Linked DNA regions of Homo sapiens: region 1 is linked to region 2. A link is an interaction called in ENCODE POLR2A ChIA-PET data of the cell type or tissue named here. Cell type or tissue: GM12878. All regions are shown on one strand. Links, peaks and the distances in the headings refer to the core of each region. The heading gives the core; the rest is flanking DNA. Region 1 overlaps ZBTB46 (zinc finger and BTB domain containing 46). Region 2 has its middle 6.9 kb from the start of BHLHE23.

Evidence for each region. ChIA-PET counts read pairs that join two places held together with the same protein. Peaks named below come from ENCODE experiments on the same cell type or tissue, not always from the same donor. Only the 100,000 strongest peaks of a DNase experiment are listed, where the experiment ranks them.
Region 1: POLR2A ChIA-PET joins it to region 2 with 5 read pairs; 1 of 35 experiments calls an interaction of 5 or more read pairs at or near these places.

The regions. Positions count from the first base shown.
Region 1 is chr20:63,816,086-63,827,511 of GRCh38, forward strand. The region is part of intron 1 of ZBTB46 (zinc finger and BTB domain containing 46); the gene reads right to left. It overlaps ZBTB46-AS1 (ZBTB46 antisense RNA 1), which reads left to right. Exons shown (of 3, transcript NR_110081.1): 2 at 4,665-4,786; 3 at 6,037-6,930. Among named protein-coding and RNA genes, the nearest start is that of ZBTB46, 9.5 kb to the right of the region's middle. RefSeq lists an enhancer at 1-431. In GM12878, for the core only: no CTCF peak of the experiment used is centred there; no DNase peak of the experiment used is centred there; H3K27ac peaks cover 533 bases.
Region 2 is chr20:63,009,800-63,017,858 of GRCh38, forward strand. No RefSeq gene overlaps it. Among named protein-coding and RNA genes, the nearest start is that of BHLHE23, 6.9 kb to the left of the region's middle. RefSeq lists silencers at 1-208, 219-298 and enhancers at 619-938, 3,139-3,288, 6,974-7,941. In GM12878, for the core only: a CTCF peak has its summit at 39; DNase peaks (open chromatin) are centred at 782, 2,222 and 3,002; H3K4me3 peaks cover 3,859 bases; H3K27ac peaks cover 4,234 bases.

The sequences.
Region 1 (11,426 bases), core at 2,760-7,759, 810 kb after region 2:
GCACAGGTGCAGTGGGCGCAGGTGCAGTGGGCGCAGGTGGGCGCAGGTGCAGTGGGTGCAGGTGCAGTGGGTGCAGGTGCGGTGGGCACAGATGCAGTGGGCACAGGTGCAGTGAGCAAGGCAAAGGGGGTGCCCAGAGGAGGGCCCGAGTCCTGCTTCGGATTGGGAGGCACAAGCAGCCGCAACACTCAGCTGCCCCTCTTGGCTCCATCTCTGCTCACCCTCAACATGACTCCCTCCCCACCCACCCCGTGTCTCTCCTCACAGGCTCACATCACCCAAGATACTCAAAGCATCTCCCCCATCTGCATAACCCAGCAAAGCAAGGACTCCATGACCTGCTGTGTACCCAGGCCAGGAACCTGACCTGCCACAGGCCCAGGGCTGCGTGCACACTGGCTGAATGCATTAGTTAATATTTTGGTGACGCTGGTTACTTGCCACCTCTGCTGTAAATAACAGCAGCGTCAAGGATACAGTGGCCACGAGAGGTAGCAGCTGCTGATGTGTGGAGAAGCCTCCATAGAGAAATACGTGTGAAAGATGCATCAAGAAAACCCAAGCTGTGATGCTGTTAAGGGCTGAAATGTGTCTGCTGAAGTCCTAAACCTGCAAACGTGACCTTATTTGGAAATAGGGTCTTTGCAAATATAATCAAGTTAAGATGAGGTCATAGTGGATTAGGGCGGGCCCTCACCCAATAGGACCAGCTTCCTTAAAAGAAAAGGAAAAGGCCAGGCCTGGCACGGTGGCTCACGCCTGTAATCCCAGCACTTTGGAAGGCTGAGGCGGGCAGATCATCTGAGGTCAGGAGTTCGAGACCAGCCTGACCAACATGGAGAAACCCCATCTCTACTAAAAATACGAAACTAGCCGGGCATGGTGGCGCATGCCTGTAATCCCAGCTACTCAGGAAGGCTGAGGCAGGAGAATCGCTTGAACCCAGGAGGCAGAGGTTGCGTTGAGCCAAGATCGCGCCACTGCAGTCCAGCCTGGGCAACAAGAGCGAAACTCAGTCTCAAAAAAAAAAAGAAAAGAAAAGAAAAGGAAAGGGCCAGATGTGGTGGCTCATGCCTGTAATCCCAACTCTTGGGGAGGCAGAGGCAGGAGGATCGCTTGAGCCCAGCATGGGCCACATAGGGAGACCCTGTCCCTACAAAAAGTAAAAAAATTAGCCAGGTATGATGGTGCATGCTTGTAGTCCCAGCTACTTGGGAGGCTGAGGCAAGAGGATCCTTGAGTCTGGGAGAAGGAGGCTACAGTGAGCTGTGCTTGTGCCACTGTACTCCAGCCTGGCCCACAGAGTGAGATCCTGTCTCAAGAAAAAAAAATAGAAAAAGAAAAAGAGGCCGGGTGCAGTGGCTCAGGCTTGTAATCCCAGCTCTTCAGGAGGCCAAGGTGGGCGGATCACCTGAGGTCAGGAGTTCGAGACCAGCCTGGGCAACATGGTGAAACCCTGTACCTACCAAAAATACAAAAAATTAGTCAGGCGTGGTGGCACACGCCTGTAATCCCAGCTACTTGGAAGGCTGAGGCAGGAGAATCGCTTAAACCTGGGAGGTGGAGGCTGCAGTGAGCTGAAATGGTGCCACTACACTCCAGCCTGGGCAGCAGAGTGAGACTCTGTCTCAAAAAAAAAAAAAAAAGGAAGAAGAAGAAAGAAGAGGAAAAAACCTGGACACCCGCAGGGGAGACTGTGTGAAGACAGAGGCAGAGGCTGGAGCGAGGCGTCTATAAGCCAAGAGGCACCAGGGACTGTGGTCAACACCTGCAGCTGAAGAGGCAGGAGGACCCTCCCCTGGAGCCTTGGGAGGAAGAGTGGCCCCGTCCACCCCGATGCTGGGTGTCAGCCTCCAGCCCTGTGACAGAATAAGGCTCTACCGTTTTCAGCCACTCAGGCCATGGTCCCATGTAACGCAGCCCCAGGAACTCGCCCAAACAGCAAGCTCACCTACAGAGACTGCACGGCACCACGCTCTGAGTGGTGGCACTGGGGGTCTTCACCCAGGACTCACATGGTCCCATCCGCCAGGGACCCTGCCTTTTGAGTCTGTAGTTTTGAGGTACACTGCAAGGGGCCCTTTGTAGAGCTGGACAAGGGCGCTGGGGTGAGAGCCACTGGCGCCATCCACGCTGCCCCTGCCAGGTGAGGCATGCCTTGACCACGGTCCTGCTGGAAAGCACGTGGCAAAGCCACCCAGAAACCAGATGCAAAGCCCAGAAGCCCTCGGTGCAGCCCCTGCATCCAAGTCACGGTCCCCTCCAGCTGGGCTGCGTAAGGAGGTCCAACCCTGGGTCTTCGTGAGGAGGAGAGCAGCGCAGTGCCGCCCCGCAGTCAGTTCTGCAGAGGGAGGGTGGGCCAGGCCAGTGCGGACCCCCAGGGCATGTTCTACAGCAACAGTGGCCACAGCTCCAGCCAACACCTGGGCACTCGCCATCTCTCCTGATAGTTATGTATTCATGTCAGCATGTCAAGAAAAGCATCACTGGCTGGTCGCGGTGGCTCATGCCTGTCATCCCAACACTTTAGGATGCCGAGGCGGACAGATCACAAGGTCAGGAGTTCGAGACCAGCCTGGCCAACATGGTGAAACCCCGTGTCTATTAAAAAAAAATGCAAAAATTAGCCGGGCATGGTGGCAGACACCTGTAATCCCAGCTACTGGGGAGGCTGAGGCAGGAGAATCGCTTGAAACTGGAAGGCAGAGGTTGCAAGGCAGAGGTTGCAGTGAGCCGAGATCGCGCCACTGCACTCCAGCCTGGGTGAAAGAACGAAACTCCAGCTCAAAAAAAAAAAAAAAAAAGAAGGCCAGGCGCAGTGGCTCAAGCCTGTAATCCCAGCACTTTGGGAGGCCAAGGTGGGCGGATCACAAGGTCAGGAGTTCAAGACCGCCTGACCAACATGGTGAAACCCCGTTTCTACTACAGAATACAAAAATTAGCCAGGCGTGGTGGTGTGCGCCTGTAATCCCAGCTACTCAGGAGGCTGAGGCAGGAGAATCGCTTGAACCCGGGAGATGGAGGTGGCAGTGAGCTGAGATCGCGCCACTGCACTCCAGCCTGGGCGACAGAGTGAGACTCTGTCTGAGAAGAGAAGAGCATCACTGAGACACCAACTCATGACTTCCTGGATGCGCTTCCTTCTTAAGACAAGGCAAAAATTAGGTGAAGTACAAAATGAGGTTGTTATCAATAACATTAAGCGAACAGAGAGCGCACCCGGGATGCTAATGGATGCTGCCTGCCAGCTTTGCTCCCTCCAGGAGCGCATCCCGAAGAAGACGAGCCAGCCCTCACCAGGGTGCAGGTGTGTGTCTCACTCAGACCCTTCCTGACCCTGAATCTCAGGCTCACCCGGAGGCGTCTGTGATCACAGCTCTGCTTCCTGTGAGGGCTCTGCCATGGGCACTCGACATGGCCTTACACAGACACAGGGTCCCACAGACGATGGGACCTCCTACCCTCCCTTCTCCCAAGGTCTCTAGCAATTTCCACACTGAAGAAAGCAAAAACAGCAACAGTGTCCCAGGGGCCAGACCAGAGGTAAACGGATTAAAACAACCACTTCTCGGCCTCCCTGAATGTTACTGCAACGTCTAGTGAAATCCAGTGAGCAGCCGTGAAAATGGCTTTAACTAGATGGGATATCAGAGTTAGTGCCACCTCGTAACTCCCTGCCTCACTCCGCCAACAAGTAAGAAAAGCAACTGGGACGCTCGGAGCACTGACAGCCGCTTTGTCAGTCACGGGACACGCATTTCACCGTCCAGCAGAGGGTGTCTGCTAATGATTTCCGAAAAGTTCTTCAAAACACTCCGAAGTACAGAACAAGTCTACATACAAACTAAAATAAAAGCAACGAAATACTATAGATGTATTTCCATATATCACCGTAGGCAGCGAAACATAACCATTTCCTCAGGCAAAAACATGCAAACTCCCAGTGTATGACGTTAGCAACGTATAACGAAGAAAAGAAAGCAAAAGTCATAAAAACAGTAAACAGGCACACTTTTTTTTTTGTTTGAGACGAAGTCTCGCTCTGTCACCCAGGCTGGAGTGCAGTGGCACGATTTCGGCTCACTGCAAGCTCTGCCTCCCAGGTTCACGCCATTCTCCCACCTCAGCCTCCTGAGTAGCTGGGACTACAGGCACCCGCCACCACACCCAGCTAATTTTGTTTTTTTGTATTTTTAATAGAGACGGGGTTCCACTATGTTAGCCAGGATGGTCTCGATCTCCTGACCTCATGATCCGCCTGCCTCGGCCTCCCAAAGTGCTGGGATTACAGGCATGAGACACCGCGCCTGGCCAATGTAAACAGGCACACTTTTTAAGAAGTATATTATATATATATATTTTTTTTTTGAGACAGAGTTTTGCTCTTGTTGCCCAAGCTGGAGTGCAGTGGTGCAATCTCGGCTCACACAACCTCCACCTCCCCAGTTCAAGCGATTCTCCTGCCTCAGCCTCCCGAGTAGCTGGATTACAGGCGCGCCACCATGCCCAGCTAATTTTGAATGTTTGGTAGAGACCGGGTTTCTCCATGTTGGTCAGGCTGATCTCGAACTCCCGACCTCAGGTGATCCGCCCACCTGGGCCTTCCAAAGTTCTGGGATTACAGGCGTGAGCCACCGCGCCCAGCCTATTTATTATTTTTTTAGATGGAGCCTCACACTGTTGCCCAGGCTGGAGTGCCACAGCACGATCTCGGCTCACTGCAATCTCTGCTTCCCAGGTTCAAGCGATTCTCCTGCCTCATCCTCCCGAAGATCTGGGACTACAGGTGTCTGCCCCCATGCATGGCTAATTTTTTTTTTTTTTTAGATGGAGTTTCGCTCTTGTTGCCCAGGCTAGAGTGCAATGGTGCGATCTCAGCTCACTGCAACCTCCGCCTCCCAGGTTCAAAAGATTCTCCTGCCTCAGCCTCCCAAGTAGCTGGGATTACAGGCATGCGCCATCACGCCCAGCTAATTTTTGTATTTTTAGTAGAGACGGGGTTTCACCATGTTGGCCAAGATGGTCTCAATCTCTTGACCTCATGATCCGCCCGCCTCAGCCTCCCAAAGTATTACAGGCGTGAGCCACTGCGCCCGGCCTTTTTTTTTTTTTTCAGTAGAGACAGGGCTTCACGATGTTGGCCAAGACAAACTCCTAACCTCAGGATCCACCCACCTCAGCCTCCAAAGTGCTGGGATTACAGGCCTGAGCCCCTGTGCCTGGCCATTATTACTATTATTATTTTTTATTTTAGAGAGGGTCTTGCTGTGTTGCCCAGGGTGGCCTTAAACTCCTGGGCTCAAACGCTCCTCCTGCCTCAGCCTCCTGAGCAGCTGGGACTACAAGCAGGCACGCTTTTTTTTTTTTTTCTGAGACGGAGTTTCCCTCTTGTTGCCCAGGCTGGAGTGCAATGGTGCGCTCTCAGCTCACTGCAACCTCCACCTCCCAGGTTCAAGTGATTCTCCTGCCTCAGCCTCCCAAGTAGCTGGGATTACAGGTGTGTGCCACCACGCACAGCTAATTTTTTTGTGTATATATTTTTAGTATAAATGGGGTTTCACCATGTCAGCCAGGCTAGTCTCAAACTCCTGACCTCAGGTGATCTGCCCACCTCGGCCTCCCAAAGTGCTGGGATTACAGGTGTAAGCCACCATGTCTGGTCCAGGCTCACTTTTAATAAGGTGATGCTAAACAGAAATACTTAAAGTACAGAGTAACATTAACCTGAAATGTTTCATTCACTTTGGAAAAAAACAACAGCCACTGTTTAGGAAGCACCGAGGCGGTTTTAAATATCCTGACTCCCTTAGTTTCCCTTCAGAAATAAAAACCTTTGTGATATCACTAACAATTCTCAGAGCACAAGGCTGTCCCGCAGCCTGCCCCAAGCACTTACTCACCAGAAAAACCCAGCCAGTCACTCAGCACACTGCGAGAACTTACACCTTTAACTTCCCCTATCTAAGAAGCTTTTTGCGGGAAAAATTACCATCTGTGCTTTTACTCAATAGTGAGCTCTTACCATTAACATTTTAGAAACATGAACACAGCCCTGATCAAGCGGAACCGATACACTCCCGAAACAGGCAGAAAATCCTAAACACACTTGCAGCACCAGCCAGCAAAGCTGCACTCACAGCGTCGGGAACCGGAGGTGGCTGGGAGAACCGGGAATAAACGACGGGACACACGTCCAGCCTTCCTGAGTTCAAGCGCCCTGAATTCACCCACCAGCACACCCATGGGGGAGACGGGCACTTTTGTATGTGACACGGGCCCCCAATGAGAAAAGCCTGGGGTGCTCTCCCTAGAGCTGACACGTGTACACGCATGCAAAACCCAGCCCTGGGACTGATGGGCTCTAGGCCCCGACAAAGGAGCACAGGAGGCCTATTCCATTTCAGTACAATGGGTTCCGTGATTGGCCAAGGCTGGGCTCAGTCCTACACCAGACTGACAGCTTCCTCACCCTCCCACGCTTGGGTTTAAAGACATGTCCACAGGAAGATGCACCATCAGTCAACGGCTGCTGTTAGGAGAAACAGGAACAGCACTGACCACACGGCGAGCACAGGACACGGCCAACCCGGCAAGCACGAAAACATGAGAGTGAAGCCTACAGTGAGTCTCGGAATTCCAGACCACGGGCCAGGTGCTATGGCTCACACCTGTCGTCCCAGCACTTTGGGAGGCTGAGGCAGGATGAATGCTTGAGCCCAGGAGTTTGAGACCAGCCTGGGCAACACAGCGAGACCCTGTCTGTACAAAACATGTTTTAAAAATGGAAACAAAAAGTCGGGAGCGGTGGCACACACCTGTCATCCTAGCACTTTGGGAAGCCGAGACGGGTGGATCACTTAAGCTCAGGAGTTCGAGACCAGCCTGGGCAACATGGACAAACCCCGTCTGTACTAAAACTTAAAAAAAAAATTAGCTGGGCATGGTGGCGCGCACCTGTGATCCCAGTTACTCAGGAGGCTGAGGCAGCAGGAGAATCACTTGAAACCGAGAGGTGGAGATTGCAGTGAGCCAAAACTGCACCACTGCACTCCAGCCTGAGCGACAGAGCGAGACTCCACCTCAAAAATACATACATAAAATAAAAATAAAAATGGGAACAAAAGGCCAGGCACAGTGGCTCACTGTCATCCCGGTACTTTGGGGGTTCCAGGTGGGCAGATGGGGGTGCACTCGCGCTCAGGAGTTCAAGACCAGCGTGGGCAACATGGCAAAACCTGGTCTCTACTAAAAAAAGTACAAAAATTAGCAGGGTGTGGTGGCACACGCCTATAATCCTAGCTACTCAGGAGACTGAGGCACAAGAATCACTTGAGCCCAGGAAGCAGAGGTTGCAGTGAGCCAAGATCACGCCACTGCATTCCAGCCTTAGCGACAGAGTGAGACCCTGTCTCAAAAAAATAAATAAATAAATAAGATAAAATAAAAATAAAACAAAAATAAAAAAATTGGCCGGGTGTGGTGGTGCGTGCTTGTAGTCCCAGGTACTCAGGAGGCAGAGGTGGGAGGATCACCTTAGCCCAGGTCGAGGCCGCAGTGAGCCATGACTGTGCCACTGCACTCCAGCCTGGGCAACAGAACGAGGCCCCTTCTCAAAAAAAAATTAAATAATTCAGACCAGAAAAAAGGACAATATCCACGTCACACTGCATCCCTGACCACACACTTCCCAGAACAAGTTTTCTCGTTGTGGTGTCTTCCAATTCCTTTTCCTCTGTCCTGATTCCTGTCCTGACCTTTGTCCTCTAGGAACCTTGTGTGTGTGTGTGTGTGTGTGTGTGTGTGTTCTTTGGGACTGCTCCGTTTTCTGTTTGTAAAAGGAAATGTAAACCGTTGAATGGGCTCCCCACAGGACTAACGTAAACGACCAGATTACACTTGAGAAGTGGAGATTTTGAGTGCAGAGAGGAGGCTGTAGGCGAATCAAGGCTTCTTTAGAGACCAGAGGCTCAGGGCAGGGTCGCTGGCCAAAGTCCTCTGTTTCCTTGAATGGGTAACAAGCAGACACGTCCCACCTAAGCATCAGGGCCACCTTCGAGGTTGAGCAGCCGGCCTCCCTGAAGCATGGGAAATTCCGAGTCTTGTGGGTCTGCAGATTCCACACTGAAATGGGAGGAGGAAGAAATGGGGCTGGACCTGGACAAACAAGTGCCTTCTTCAGCCAGTCTGTCCTCCACCCCTAAAGGAGCTGAATAATCTCTACTTCTTTCGAAAATACCTAAGCTGGCTTTGAACTTGCCAAATAAAAGGATACTGCCATTCACCAGATTCAATAATTTAAATGGCATGGAAAGAGAACACCCATTTTATTCAAATAGGGCCACACCAAGACAAGAAAGACTACAGACCATGTTGTCTTGAAAGCTAATTTAGCAAATATCAGAAAAACTCACTTGGCGGTTGCCACAAAAGCCCTGAACCACGCCCTTTTTCCTGAAAGCTCAGGGTCTGCAGGACAACTCAGAGGTTCTAATCCCACCCAAAATTTCACGTGGCCAAGGAACACTTACCGCCTTCCCCCACCCCCGTTCTTCTGGGTGCTCTGAGAGGTGATGTTTCCATCACTGCACCCCCATCTCACCGTCATCAAACCCTCCCTCCCCCATCTTCCCATCACTGCACCCCCATCTCACCGTCATCAAACCCTCCCTCCCCCATCTTCCCATCACTGCACCCCCATCTCACCGTCATCAAACCCTCCCTCCCCCATCTTCCCATCACTGCACCCCCGTCTCACCGTCATCAAACCCTCCCTCCCCCATCTTCCCATCACTGCACCCCCGTCTCACCGTCATCAAACCCTCCCTCCCCCATCTTCCCATCACTGCACCCCCGTCTCACCGTCATCAAACCCTCCCTCCCCCATCTTCCCATCACTGCACCCCCGTCTCACCGTCATCAAACCCTCCCTCCCCCATCTTCCCATCACTGCACCCCCGTCTCACCGTCATCAAACCCTCCCTCCCCCATCTTCCCATCACTGCACCCCCATCTCACCATCATCAAACCCTTCCTGGCTGGGTGCAGTAGCTCATGCCTGTAATCCCAGCACTTTGGGAGACCGAGGCAGGCGGATCACTTGAGGTCAGGAGTTCAAGACCAGCCTGGCCAACATGATGAAACCCCATCTCTACTAAAAATACAAAAATTAGCCGGGCGTGGTGGCGGATGCCCATAATCCCAGCTTCTAGGGAGGCCAAGGCAGGAGATTCGCTTGAACCCGGGAGGCAGAGGTTGTAATGAGCCGAGATCTCGTCACTGCACTCCAGCCTGGGGGACAGAACAAGACTCCGTCTCAAAAAAAAAAAAAAAAACCCTCCCTCCCGCCCACCATCTCACTACCATCAAACCCCTCCCTCCCGGCTTCCCAGGGCCAGTTGTCCCCATGCTGCACAAACAGCCCTGGGCACTTTGTGTCAACAACTCTGTTTTCTGGTTCTATCCCTGCACTTGCTGTTCCTCCAACCAGAACAGCCTTGCTCCACTTCTCAGCCTCTGCAAAGCGGCTGGCTATGGCCAATGAGTGGATTATGAGTGTGTTTCTAGAAAGCCTGTGTGTCTGGATGTGCCCCTCCACAGCCCAGAAATCAACAACCAGGCCTTCGAGTTTCTTCATAACTCAGAAGCTTCTAATCTCTGTGACTTTTTGTGGGATTCTTTCAGGGAAGTCAGTTGGGAAAGCGGCGAATCAACACTGCGACAGGTAATGCTTAGCTTGGGCCGACTTCTCGTTCTTCTGCCCAGTTAAGAGCCATAGTTTTGCTCCCCATGCCCCAGCAGATAAGCAAAGCCTCTGTCCATCCGGCGGGTGACCCACACTAAGAAGACGACTTGCCCAGAGTAACGTGGGCCACGCGGTCCAGGTGTGTCCACCTCTCACAAAGGCAGCTGTCAACACCGGGAGTTCCTAAGCCCTCTGCACGTAGCCCAAGGCACAGCAGTGCCCCTCTCCACATCTCCACAGAGGAGCACCGACGCAGGCCTCGTGTGCAGCGATATGCCAGCGAATGGGAAGGCTTTCTGTGCAAGAGGCTTCATTTTCTTCATTTTCTTCAGAGTGGTTGGAAGAGATGATGTGATGCACTTTTGTAAACGAAAATGTCTTACAAACAAAGTATCTGTGTGTCCCATGCAAGCAGCAATGCTGCCCGACTTTCAGATAAATGAAGACATTTTTAGAAACTGATTGTTCACACACATATGTGGCTCTTTTCCATTTTGGGGGAAACTGAGAAGGACTGAGTCGCTAGTAAGTCAGAGATGCTCAAAGAGAAACCAAGAGGAGCCCGGGGGCGACACCTGGGCCGACAATGACAGGCCCAGAGAAGAAATGCTTTGGCTGGGCACGGTGGCTCATGCCTGTAATCCCAGCACTTTGGGAGGCCGAGGCGGGTGAATCATGAGGTCAGGAGATCGAGACCATCCTGGCTAACATGGTGAAACCCCATCTCTACTTAAAAAAAAAAAAAAAATTAGCCGGGCATGTTGGCAGACGCCTGTAGTCCCAGCTACTCCGGAGGCTGAGGCAGGAGAATGGGGTGAACCCGGAAGGTGGAGCTTGCAGTGAGCCGACATCGCGCCGCTGCACTCCAGCCTGCGCGACAGAGCGAGACTCCCTCTCAAAAAAAGAAATGCTTCACGGATGACTTTTCCAAAAAGACAGCGAGTGTCCTTGGGAAGGCATTATGTGTGCTGAACCAAGTCTTCAGAAGGTACAACGTGAAACTCAACTGCTCCTCATGCCTACCCCCACAGCTGACCAGCTCCCAAAAGCTGCCTCCTACGTACAGTGGCCCTGCCCTCCGGCCAGCAATCCACTCTCCGGGAAGCAGGGTTTGGAATATGACTCGCTCCACCAGGACCGGATGACTGCCAGGTCTGGAACCGTGCGGGTGGATCTCCGAGTGGACTCCCTTCCCTCGAGTCACCTTTGGGCTCCGGTGCCACTCCCCACAGCAGTCCCCACAGCAGTCCACACAGCAGTCCAGGCACCCTCCTCCCAGCCTTGGGCCGTTTCTTGCCAGCCTCTGCCAGCCACCACACTGGGTCACATCAGTGGTTTCTGCGTGCCCCCAACCCACCTCCGTGGGAACTTTGTCACCAACCTGGCCCAAAGTCTGGTCCACAGCAGGCCCTCAGTAACACCAAAGAGCTGTCATGAATAGGAAACCCCGAGTGTCTCCGGTAAGACGCAAAAGCCCATCTGTCAAAACACAAAAGATGGCCGGGCGCGGTGGCTCACGCCTGTAATCCCAGCACTTTGGGAGGCCGAGGCGGGTGGATCATGAGGTCAGGAGATCGAGACCATCCTGGCTAACAAGGTGAAACCCCGTCTCTACTAAAAATACAAAAAAATTAGCCGGGCGCGGTGGCGGGCGCCTGTAGTCCCAGCTACTCGGGAGGCTGAG
Region 2 (8,059 bases), core at 1-5,000:
CCCTGGCTCCCACCGCGCCCTGGCCCTGGGGGTGCCCAAAGACCGGGGTGTGCTGTGGCCCGAGTGAGCACCCTGTGGGCGTCACTGCTGTCCATGCTGCTGGGATTGGGGAAGGGAGGTCTGGTGGGGCACAGTGGGCGCACCAGGAGGTCAGGCTGGGTGGGGGGAGCGGGAGGGAGCCCCCGCTGGGTGGTCTTGGGCCAGCCAGCTTCTTGCCTGCAGGGCAATGGTGCTAGTAACTGGAACAACCCACCCTGCCTCTCCCAGAGACGGCGCCTCCTCAGTGCTCCCCTTCCACAGGACGTAGGGTCTTCTAGAGATCAAAACAGGGAGGAGGAAAGAAATCCTACCGCAGGCCCCTGCCCCGACCCTGGGACCCACACTGTTTGGCTTCTAGGGACAACGCCCAGGCCCTGGGATTTGAAGACTCCACCTTTTCTTTCGTGTGTATATGTGCTCTGTCAAAATGTGTATCACATGAAGTTGATCGTTGTGACCATTTTCAGGTGCACAGCCCAGGGGCATTGTACACAACCGCGGTGTTGTGCAGCCGACGCCCCCATCCAACTCCAGAATGTTTGTATCTTCCCAAACTGAAACTCTGTCCCCAGTAACCCCGGCTCCCCTCCTCCCCCACCCGCTGGAAACCACGACTCCGCCGCCCACCTCTGCATTTGACTGCTCCAAGTACCTCAGGAAATGACCTCATGCGGTCTCCGCACGTTCGCGTCCATCTTGTTTATTTCCAGCGTTTGGCCCGTGGGAGCGATGAGCGCACCTGTTCAGCCCCTGCTTTCAGTTCTTTCAGGGAGTTCTCACGTGGTCTTCAGAGGTTCCCACACGCTGCTTCCCACAGCAGCTGCACCATTGTACATTCCAACAGCAACGGACAAGGGCTCCAATCTCTTCGTATTCTTGCAAACATTTACTATTTTATGTGGTTTTTTTTTCTTTTCTTTTTTTTTTTTTTTTTTTGAGACGGAGTCTCGCTCTGTCGCCCAGGCTGGAGTGCAGTGGTGCGATCTCGGCTCACTGCAAGCTCCACCTCCCGGGTTCCCGCCATTCTCCTGCCTCAGCCGCCCGAGTAGCTGGGACTACAGGCGCCCGCTACCACGCCCGGCTAATTTTTTGTATTTTTATTAGAGACGGGGTTTCACCGTATTAGCCAGGATGGTCTCGATCTCCTGACCTCGTGATCCACCCGCCTCGGCCTCCCAAAGTGCTGGGATTACAGGCGTGCGCTACTGCCCGGTTTGAAAAGGCAATTGAGGTTTCTAAACTCCTACTAAAGGAAATAATTCCTAGAGTTGGGCTGCCTAAGAGCTTACAGAGCGATAATGGCTCACCTTTCACAGCGACAGTTACCCGAAACACATCTTCAGCCCTAGGAATTCAGTGCCGCCTTGACTCGGCACGGAGGCCACAGTCTTTGGGGAAAGTAGAAAGAGCTAATCAAACTCTAAAAAGGACTCTTGCTAAACTATGCCAAGAGACATCAGAAACCTGGAGGTCTTTATTACCTGTAGCCTTATTACGGGTTCGAATGGCCCCTAAGGGAAATCTGCATCTCAGCACTTTTGAAATAATGTATAGAAGGCCTTTCTTAACTACAGACCTCCTAATAGACATAGATACTTTCAAGCTACAGAATTATGTGATCAACTTAGGACAAGTGCAAAACGCACTCCTTGACTATGGAAATCAGAGACTCCCTTCCCCCACTGAGGAAGACAATCTGGTTCCAACCCAGCTGGGAGACTGGGTCCTATTGCAAACTTGGAAGGAAGGATCCTCAGCAGATCAACTTTCCCCCCAAGTGGAGGGGACTCTATCAAGTTCTCCTTAGTACCCCAACTACAGTTAAACTTCTGGGAATAAACAGCTGGGTCCACTTATCTCAAATTAAACCTGTCTCTTATAAAGCCCCACAGGCCAACGGAACACAAGAGACTGATCCCGTTTATTCCCGTGAGCCAGTCAGTGACCTCTGATTCCTGTTCCTAAGAAATGAGAGGGATGGGGGGCATAAATACCTGGATTGGCATTCTACTTTTAGGCACAAGTTGGAATCATGCAGAGAGTGATTTATTTACTGAGTAGGCACAGACTTTAGCCTGTCTACATAATCACATAAACGGTTGGGTATGTGGAGAATTGCCACTTTCCTCCACCTCTGGGTTGCCCTGGCATAGTCAACTGGCCAGCCTAAGTCTGTGGGGATTTTACGTTCCAGACCATTACCCAGGCTATGAGAGCTTTAGAGCTCACGTCTCTGCCATTGATGAGCTGTCAGTCAGTCCTCTATTGGCTTGGTTCCAACAGCTGCCCAGTTCTTGGAAAGCCTTTCTGTTTAGCTAGTTTACTTGGAATGATTTTATTTATTTTGCTTTGCTATTGTAGAATATATTGCGGTTGTACTCTTTGTGTAGGAATGCATGACAAGCTCACTCAACACTTTCTTCAGTTGGACATTTTTTTGTTTTTTTTTTGTTTTTTTTTGAGACGGAGTCTTTCTCTGTAGCCCAGGCTGGAGTGCAGTGGCATGATCTTGGCTCACTGCAACCTCCACCTTCTGGGTTCAAGTGATTCTCCTGCCTCAGCCTCTTGAGTAGCTGGGATTACAGGCGCACACCACCATGCCTAGCTAATTTTGTATTTTTAGTAGAGACGGGGTTTCTCCATGTTGGTCAGGCTGGTCTTGAACTCCTGACCTCAGATGATCCACCCGCCTCAGCCTTCCAAAGTGCTGGGATTACAGGTGTGAACCACCATGCCCATCCTGTTTTTCCTTCTTAAATGAGACAAGAGGGATAGAGAATGGGGCTGTGTGTTTCCCTTCCCAACATAAAAGACTGGAGGGAGCTGGAGTTGATACTTCCCTTCCTCCAGGTTGGTTAGACTCTGATTAAACTCTGGTACGTTAAAAATAGTTTCTCTTGAGGGCAGAGGAAGAACAGAATGCTCTGGCATATTTCGAAAGTGCTACTTCTCCCCTCCCCTTGTCCAAAGCACAAGGGGATTTTTCTCTGGTATTTACCTGGGGGATCTGGTAGAGTTTGTGCAGGTAAAACTCACAGAAGTGTGGCCTCCACCCTAAGACTGGGCCCTGGAGTTTTTAACTGTCAAGCTTGGCCACACAGCCTCCAGCAATCTGCCAGTGACAGTTTAGGTTTTCCCAACCTGGCAGTGGTTCCCAGGGAGGTGTCTGCTCTGCAGAATTGGGATTCTCTGCATCTGTCTGTCGTCTCTACAACTTTTTTGGGCAGTGGTTTGCCCTGTGACCTCATCATCTGTTGAATATAAGAAATATTATTGACTTTCAGTTTGCTCACGTTTTGTTCTTGTGAAAAGATTGATTGTTTCCAAGCTTCTCACACAGTGGACTAGAAATTGATTCATTTCATTTATCCTTTTTGGGTTTGTGGGGTTCTTGAATTTGTGACTTGATGATTTTGATTACTTTTAGAAATTTCCTGGCTATTAACTCTGGAGTATTGCTTCAACCTCATGTTCTCTCATCTCCTCTCTGGGATCCAGTTACAAATATATTGGTCCTTCTTCCTGAATCCTTTGTGTATCTTAACCTGTCACCTGTATTTTCCATTTGTATTATCCATACTTCATTCTGAATATTTTCTACTGACCTATTTTCCACTTCACTAATTCTCTCTTCAGCTGAATTTGCTATTAAAGCCACTAAGTTTATAATTTAAGTGATTTTATTTTTCAGTGCTAGAATTTTCATTTGGTTTTTCTAGGTTTTTTTTTTTTTTTTTGCTGAAATTCTAAATTCCACCTCTATTTCTGCAAATGCTGTAAGCACAGTTTTGTTCCAGTCTCTGTCTCGCGACTCCAGTGTCTGGACTGGTAGATCTTCTGCCTATGGTCTCTGCTGCTTTCATTCTTGCTGATTTGTTTTTTCAATTGTCTAGAATTTTTATTGTGGACTGAACATTGTATTTGTAAAATTATTTTGTAGAAATCATTTGAGGTCTATTTTATTTTCCTCCAGAGAGGGTTTATGTTTGCATCTGCGAGACATGGGGGCACTAGGGGTCCTGGATCATCTTACTCTAGTTTCAGGGATTGAAATCATTTCAAGATGATTACAGTTTAGGTTTTCCTACCCTGGCAGTGGTGCAAAAGGCCCTGAGTTGCTGCAAGAGCCGGTCTCCTTCTATCCACCCCTATGTCTAGGGTGCGGTTATTTGTTGTCCCAACTCAAAATGGTGGGGGTCGGGGGGATGTTCGCCAACTCCCCACTCTCAGGTGGGCTGAATCTCTCGCTGTCTGGCTCCTCAGTGGGCTGTGAGCTATCTGAAGCAGCAAATGCTTTGGGGGAAAAGTGAGCGTCCCGAAGGCTTTTTTCACTCTGGATCTTTGTCTTTCTGGGATTTTGTTTGTTTGCATTCCAAGCAAATATTTTTAACATTTTGCTCAGCTTTTGTAGTCACCATCAGAAAAGTGATGGGTCCAGATTAACTAGTCCCTAATAACCAGAAACTGGAAGTCTGATGGTTGTTTTCAGTCTTGAACAACATTGATTCTGCGGTGACCAGTTTAGAGTTCATGCAATAGACCTTCCTCCCCCTTGTAAAATCATCACTATTTCAGCTAATACTTAGAGTGACCTCCTGGTGACTCATCCTCAGCCCCCTTTGCCGGTTCTTCTTTTCCCCGACATTTTCATTCTGGAGGGCTTGGGATTCAGTCCTTTGGCCTTTTTCCTAGCTGTGTCTGCCCCCTCGGGGATCTCATCCAATACCCTTCCCACAGCCTACCCAGACCCCAGTGCTGAACTCCAGACTCACGGATTCAGCGGAGCGCAGAATGTCAGATGTGTGAGGGCCGCCTCCGATGCAGCGCGTTCCAGATGGAGCTGCGGCCTCCCCCAGACCCGCCCACCCCCACCCCCAGATTCTGTTGAGGGCAAATCATGCTTCCTCGCAGCTCACACCCTGTTGGTTCTCCCTCCCACGTTCATCTGGAATGCGGCCGCTCCCCACCTCTTCCCGCCTGCCCTCAGTCAGCACAGCAGCCTTCTAATGGCTTCTGCCCTCCCATCATCCCCAGACCCTCCCTTTCACACAGCAGCTGTGAGGTCCTCCTCAGGCAGGGTCAGGTCACGCCTCTCCCTCTCAGAGTCCTGCCTCAGCCCCTCCCCTGTCATCAACAAAGACTAGACTGTGAATGGCCCCATCTGCCTCCTGCCTCCCGAGCTCACAGCCTCTGAGGTCCCGGATGGGAAATCCCACCAGGCAGTCTGTGGACGCCGCACTGCAGGCGAGTGGGGTCTATCTTTTCAAAGCTGATGCCCACGCCCAGAGAGGGTGTCTTCCATGAGAGACGTGGCCTGGCAGCTGCTGCTGTGGGCCCTGGGCCCGGGGACACACCCGGCCCTCATTGAAGACAGGAGGCATCCCGCTGGGGGAGTCAGATGAGATGTCCAGCCCCACGTCACCTCCCTGTGCTCGGCCGTGCTCCGTGAATGGCCTGGTGGGTTTCTGTGTGTGGAGAGCTGGGTGGGCTTCTAGGGTCTTGACTACGGGGCTGGATGTAGAGTACTCTAGAGAGGCTGGGGATGAGATGAGGCAGCTGCAGGTGGCCCCTCCTCACCGCCTGAGGACGCGGGACCACGCCAGGCTTTTCTGGGCAGGGTGCCCCTGGCTGTGTGGCAACAGATATGCACAGAAATGCCACATGGGCTCCTGAGGCAGCCTCATGTCTCCACTGGTGGGTGGTGTGGGAGAGGGGACCTGAGATTTTGCCTGGCTCCTTGCTATTTGGGGGACGGGTGTGCCTCTGGGGTCCCAGCTGTGAACCAGGTTGTTTCACCTGGGGTGGGGTCGGGCTTGGCTCTGTCCCCGGGTCCTGGGCTTTCCTGGGCTCCCACTCACTGCCCTCTGGGCAGCTGGGCCTCCCCACATCCCTGGCGCGCTGGGGCAGCCCCATCTTCCTTCCTGCTGCTCAAGCGAGAGCCTCGCCACCACTCTGAGTGCCTTCGCTCACGCTCATCCAGTGCATTTGAAATCCCCGTGCTCCACCTTCCCGACACCCAGAGTCAGCCCCATCACAGGTCTCATCTGCACAGGGCTCCCTGCCTTTCCCTGTCTCCACCTCCCCCACCCCTGCCCAGTCAGCCGCATCACAGGTCCCATCTGCACAGGGCTCCCTGCCTCTCCCTGCCTCTCCCTGCCTCTCCCTGCCTCTCCCTGCCTCTCCCTGCCTCTCCCTGCCTCCACCTCCCCCCGCCCCGCCCAGGCCTGCAGCTCCTCTCACCCGGTGCTCCACCCCTGCATCTGGGCTGCTGGGGCCCCCGTGGCCATGACAGATGCCGCAGAGGCGTCACATCCTTTCTGGGTGTGATGGCCTCGGCTTCTGCTCGCTCACTGCCCGGCATCTCCAGTCCAGCTTCTCCTGCAGCATGGAGAGAGGCCACGTGGAGGGTGTGCCCAGCCCATGGCCCACCCAAGGTCCCCTGTGTATTGGTGACCCTGCTTGGACCTTGCAACCCAGCCCAGCCCCACGGGATGCAGCCACGAGGTCAACCCAGCCACACCTCATGAAGCGGACACGGCCACCCCGACCCTTCTCTAGTCCTGCACCCAGAGTTGTGACTGTAAAGTGGGGGTTGTTTTAAGCCACCAAGCTCTGGGGTAGTTTGCTCCAGGCAGCAGGTGACTGAGACACTGCCCTGTGGGACTCCCCATTTCTGCACTCGCTCCCCTGTATGGGGGCTCCTGGATCATGCCAGGGTCACGTCTGATAAACCCAATGTTAGTTGAAAGCCTCCAGATGAAAGGCACTCAGTGCACTCCGCCTCCTGAATATCATTGTTCGGCCTCCCGGCCTTCACCATGTGCAGACGCTGACGTCAGCACATTCGACAAAGTCCCCAATTCCCTTGCTCTGTTTCTAAGGCCCCGCCACCCCCACGCTGTGGCTGCGCTTCCTTGTCCTCATCCTTGTCCACCTGTGTTCTTTCCAGGTGCCCTGAGTGGACTGGAGGGGCACAGGGCAGCCTGGCACCTGCTGAGCCCTTGCTGGGGCCATGCTGTCCTGAGCCCCTGCTGAGCACCTTATGGGGACATGAGTGGGGGCTCAGTCTGGGAAGGAGGAGGGGAGGCCTGGGGAGATGGTCTGACTAGCTCTGCCCAGCCCCTCGGTGCTGTCTGGGGACAGGCTGGGGTCCAGGGCCTCCCCAGATGATGGGACCAGTGTCTCCAGGGCTCTGCAGGCTGGTCGGGGCGGCTGACCTGGGCATTTCTTCTTCTGGCTGCCGGGAGGCAGCAAGGCCCCAGGTTTGCATCTCAGTGGCCAAGTCTGGGCGAGGCTTTTCGGGGAGCAGGGGTGCAGCGGCCAAGTGTGTCTTTGGCCACTCTGGGGCCACATCAACGGGTCCTGGGGTCCCTGAAGCACCCGGGAGGCAGCCAGGAGGGCGCCAGTGCTGGGCTGTGCAGGGTGGGCCTGAAGAAGGGGGTGGTGCCTGGCGGTGATGGAGTGGGCCCGTCCCATCCCCCAGGCCGGCAGCCCTGCCTCAGGAGAGCCCTCAGTGGGCTGCAGAGGGGCCTCCCACGGTGAGAGAGGACGGGGAGGGACTGGAGTGTGGTTCATGTGGTGGCCTGCTGGTGCAGGGCTGGGCTCCATGTTGGCAGGGCTTGCGGGGGCGGTGCTGGGCTTCACAGTGGCAGGACTTGCAGAGGGGGCCTGGGCTCCATGGTGGCAGGGCTGGTGCAGGGCTGGGCTCCACAGTGGCAGGGCTGGGGGGTCTGTGCCCACAAGGCCACATCAGGCACAGGGGACCAGCCCCCAGGACAGAGGTCAAGGCCTGGATTTTGTGGCCCAACCTGGACCCCTAACTCTCTCCTTGCCCCACAGTGAGTAAACCGAGGTGCAGTCATGGCGCCTGCCTCCTGCCGTGTGTTTAGGTGAATGAGGTCAGGCCGGGTACTCACCTGTGCATCCCCGCTGCTGGGACCACAGCAGGTGCACCCACGGACCCCAGCCCCACTCCGACCGCCTGTGTCCTCACCCTCTGCGGGCTGACCCTTTCCCCCTC